2 separate regions of the Homo sapiens genome follow, and region 1 is linked to region 2. Evidence: read pairs that join two places in POLR2A ChIA-PET (ENCODE). Cell type or tissue: OCI-LY7. All regions are shown on one strand.

Evidence for each region. Peaks named below come from ENCODE experiments on the same cell type or tissue, not always from the same donor. Only the 100,000 strongest peaks of a DNase experiment are listed, where the experiment ranks them.
Region 1: POLR2A ChIA-PET joins it to region 2 with 7 read pairs; 2 of 35 experiments call an interaction of 5 or more read pairs at or near these places.

The regions. Positions count from the first base shown.
Region 1 is chr7:64,531,843-64,534,342 of GRCh38, forward strand. The region is part of intron 3 of ZNF680 (zinc finger protein 680); the gene reads right to left. Among named protein-coding and RNA genes, the nearest start is that of ZNF680, 30 kb to the right of the region's middle. In OCI-LY7, no CTCF peak of the experiment used is centred here; no DNase peak of the experiment used is centred here.
Region 2 is chr7:64,673,987-64,676,486 of GRCh38, forward strand. All of the region lies in intron 1 of ZNF107 (zinc finger protein 107), which reads left to right. Among named protein-coding and RNA genes, the nearest start is that of MIR6839, 3.8 kb to the right of the region's middle. In OCI-LY7, no CTCF peak of the experiment used is centred here; no DNase peak of the experiment used is centred here; H3K4me3 peaks cover 2,500 bases; H3K27ac peaks cover 2,500 bases.

The DNA.
Region 1 (2,500 bases), 140 kb before region 2:
TAGAGCACAAACTGAGACTGTAAGGTCACACTTCAAGAAACTAGAGAAACAAGAAAAAAACAAATCCAAATGCAACAGAAGAAAGGAAATAATCAAGATTAGAGCAAAACTAAATGAAACTGAAGCAAAAAAATACAAAAGATAAATGAAACAAAAAGCTGTTTCTTTGAAAACATAAATAGGCCAGGCACGGTGGCTCACGCCTGTAATCCCAGTACTTTGGGAGGCCCAGGGGGGCAGATTACAAGGTCAGGCGACTGAGACCATCCTAGCTAACACGGGGAAACCCCATCTCTACTAAAAATACAAAAAATTAGCCGGGCATGGTGGTGGGCACCTGTCGTCCCAGCTACTCGGGAGGCTGAGGCAGGAGAATGGCCTGAACCTGGGAGGCAGAGCTTGCAGTGAGCCGAGATCGTACCACTGCACTCCAGCCTGGGCAACAGAGAGAGACTCCATCTCAAAAAAAAAAAAGAAAAGAAGAGAGAAAATCTAAATAACCTCAATAAGAAACAAAATGGGAGATATTACAACTGATACCACATTAATACAAAAGATCATTCAAGGCTACGATGAATACCTTTACACACATAAACTCGAAAACCTAGAAGAGATGAATAAATTCCTGTAAAAATAAAACCCTCCTACCCTGAACAGACCAAAAGCAAGTAGCTTTTAAAATGGTAATTTTAGAATTACCAACAAAAAAAGTCCAAGACCAGACAGATTCACAGCAGAATTCTACCAGACACTCAAAGAAGAATTGGTACCAATCCTATTGACACTATTCCAGAAGACAGAGTAAGAGGGAACCCTCCCTAATTCATTCTATGAAGCCAACATCATGCTAATATCAAAACCAGAAAAGGACATGATCAAAAAAGAAAACTACAGACTTATATCCCTGATGAACATAGATGCTAAAATCCTTAACAAAATACCAGCTAACTGAATCCAACAACATATCAAAAAGATAATCCATCATGATCAAGTGAGTTTCATACCAGGGATGCAGAGATGGTTTAATATATGCAAGTCAATAAGTGTGATACACCACATAAACAGAGTTAAAACTTACATGATCATCTCAATAGATGCAGAAAAAGCATTTGACAAAATCCAGCATCTCTTTATGATTAAAACTCTCAGCAAAATTGGCATACAAGGGACATACCTCCACGTAATAAAAGTCATCTATGACAAACCCACAGCCAACATAATACTGAATGGGAAAAAAGTTGAAAGCATTCCCTTTGAGAACTGGAACAAGACAAGGATACCCACTCTCACAACTCTTCTTCAACATAGCACTGGAAGTCCTAGCCAGAGCAATCAGACAAGAGAAATAAAGGGCATCCAAATCAGTAAAGAGAAAGTCAAACTGTCACTGTTTGCTGGTGATATGATCTTTTATCTTGAAAACCCCAAAGACTCCTCCAAAAAACTCCTAGAACTGATAAAAGAATTGAGCAAAGTTTCCAGGTATAAGATTAATGTACACAAACCAGTAGCTCTTCTATACACCAACAGTGACCTAGTGGAGAATCAAATCAAGAACTCAACCCCTTTTACAGTAGCTGCAAAAATAATAAAATACTTAGAAATATACCTAATCAATTACATGAAAGACCTCTACAAGGAAAACTACAAAACACTGCTGAAAAAAATCATAGACAACACAAACAAATGGAAACACATTTTATGCTTATGGATAGGTAGAATTAATCTTGTGGAAAATGACCATACTGCAAAAAGCAATAAACAAACTCAATACAATCCCCATCAAAATACTACCATAATTCTTCACAGAATTAGAAAAACCAATTCTAAAATGTATACAGAACGAAAAAAGAGCCCACATAGCCAAAGCAAGACTAAGCAAAAGAATAAATCTGGAGGCATCAGACTACCTGATTTCAAACTATACTATAAGCCATAGTTACCAGAACAGCATGTTACTATTATAAAAATCGGCACATAGAACAACGGAACAGAATAGCGAACCCAGAAATAAACTCAAATACTTACAGCCAACTGATCTTTCAGAAAGCAAACAAAAACATAAGTGGGAAAAGGAAACCCTTTTCAACAAAAGGTGCTGGGAAAATTGGCTAGCCACATGTAGGAGAATAAAACTGGATCTTTATCTCTCACCTTATACAAAAATAAACTCAAGATAGATTAAGGACTTAAATGTAAGACCTGAAACTATAAAAATTCTGTAAGATAACATTGGAAAAACCCTTCTAAACATTGGCTTAGGCAAGGATTTCATGACCAAGAACCCAAAAGCAAATGCAATAAAAACAAAGATAAATAGCTGGAACTTAATTAAACAAAAGAGCTTTTGCACAGCAAAAGGAACAGTCAGCAGAGTAAACAGACAACCCACAGAGTGGGAAAGGATCTTCACAATTTATACATCTGACAAAGGACTAATATCCAGAATCTACAATGAACTCAAATCAGCAAGAAAAAAACAAACAATCCCATCGAAAAG
Region 2 (2,500 bases):
CATGCTTCTTTGGTTACTGTAGCCCTGAAGTATAGTTTGAATTCAGGTAATGCAGTGCCTCCAGCTTTGTTCTTTTTGCTTGGAATTGCCTTGGCTATTTGAGCTCTTTGTTGTTCCATATGAATTTTAAAATAGGTGTTTTTTTTTTTTAAGTTCTGCTAAGAATGTTTTTGGGAGTTTGATGGGAATAATATTAGATCTGTACATTTCTTTGGGCAGTATGGCCATTTTAATAATTTTGATCTTTTCTATCCAAGAGCATAAAACGATTTTCCATTTATTTGTGTCATATCTAACTTCTTTAAGCAGTGTTTTGTAATTGTTGTTGTAGAGATCTTTCACTTTCCTGGTTAGCTGTATTCCTAAATATTCTTTTTGTAGCAATTGTGAATGAGATTGTGTTTTTGATTTGGTTTTCATCTTGGATGTTGTTGATGTAGAGGGATGCTACTGATTTTTGTGCATTTATTTTGTATTCTGAAATTTTGCTTCAGTTATTTTTCAGTTTAAAGAGCTTTTCTGTGAGGACTATAGGCTTTTCTAGATATGTTGTCTGCAAACAGGGATAGTTTGACTTGTTTGCTTACTATTTGGATGCCTTTTATTTTTGTCGCTTGCCTGATTGCTCTAGTGAGGACCACCAATTCTATGTTGAATAGGAGTGGTGAGAGAAAGCATCCTAGTCTTGTGCCAGTTTTCATGGAGAAATGCTTCTAGCTTTGTCCATTCCATATGTTGGTTGTGGGTTCCTCATAGATAACTCATTATTTTGAAGTATGTAGCTTCAGTGCCTACTTTGTTGAGGGCCTTTAATTATTTTAATGCGAAGGATGTTGAATTTTATTGAAAGCTTCTTCTGCATCTATTGCGATAATCTTGTGGTTTTTGTCTGTATTTCTGTTTATGTGATGAATCACATTTATTGATTTGTGTATGTTGAACCAACCTTATATGCCAGGGATAAAGTCTACTTGATCATAGTGGATTAGCTTTTATGATGTGCTGCTGGATTCAATTTGCCAGTATTTTGCTGATGATTTTTGCATAAATGGTCATCAAAGATATTGACCTGAAGTTTTCTTTTTTTGTTATATCTCTGTCAGGTTTTGGTATCATATGATACTGTTCTTATATAATGAGTTGGGAAGAGTGCCTTCTCAATTTTTTGGAATAGTTTTAGAAGAAATGGTACCGGCTCTTCTTTGTACATCTGGTAAAATTCAGCTGTAAATCTCTCTGGTCCTGAGCCTTTTTTGGTTGCTTGGCTATTTATTAGTAATTTAGTTTTGGAGCTTGTTATTGGTCTATTCAGGGATTCAATTTCTTTTTCTGCTCAGTCTTGGGAGGATGTATTTGTTCAGGAATTTATCCATTTCTTTTAGATTTTCTAGTTTGTGTGCATAGAGGTGTTCATAGCAGACTTCAACAGTTATTTGTGTTTTTGTGGGGTCAGTGGTAATGCTTCTTTTGTCATTTCTAATTGTGTTTATTTGGATCTTGTCTTTGTCATGAATCTAACTAGTGGTTTATTTAACTTATTAATTTTTTCAAAGATTTAACTCCTAGGTTTCTTGATCTTTTGTATAGTTTTTCATGTCTAAATTTCCTTTGGTACAGATGTGATTTTGGTTATTTCTTGCCTTCTGCTAGTTTAGAAGTTGGTTTCCTCTTGCTGCTCTCATGCTTTTGTTTATAATGTTAGTTTGTTAAATTGAGATCTTTTTAACTTTTTAATGTGAACATTTGGTGCTATAAATTTCCCTCTTAACACTGTGTCAGCTGTGTTGCAGTACTTTGTTCTCATTTGTTCCAAAGAATTTCTTGATTTCTCCCTTAATTTTGTTATTTACCAAAAAGTCATTCAGGTGCAGGTGTTTGTTTTGTGAGACAGAGTCTCACTCTGTCACCCAGTCTGGAGTGCAGTGGCACAATCTCGGCTCACTGCAACCTCTGCCTCCCGGGCTCAAGTGATTCTGTGCCTCAGCCTCCTGAGTAGCTGGGATTACAGGCATGCACCACCACGCCCGGCTAATTTTTGTATATTTAATAGAGGCAGGGTTTCACCATGTTGGTCAGGCTGGTCTCAAACTCCTGACCTCAAGTGATCTGCCTGCCTCTTCCTCCCAAAGTGCTGGGACTACAGGCATGAGCCACCATGCCCAGCCCAGGTTTTTTAATTTGTATGTAATTGTATGGTTTCAAGTGGTTTTCTTTGTATTCAATTATATTTTTATCAGGCTGTGATCTAAGTTTGTGGTTGGTATAATTTTGGGATGTTTGAATTTGCTGAGAATTGTTTTATTTCTGATTGTGGTCAGTTTTACAGTATGTGCCATATGGTGATGAGAAAAATGTATATTATGTAGTTTGTAGATGAAGAGTTTTGTAGCTGTCTATTAGGACTATTTGGTCAAGTGTTACATTTAGGTCCTGATATCTTTGTTAATTTTTTGCCTCAGTGATTTATTAGTGTCTGTGGGGTGTTGTAGTCTCCCACTAT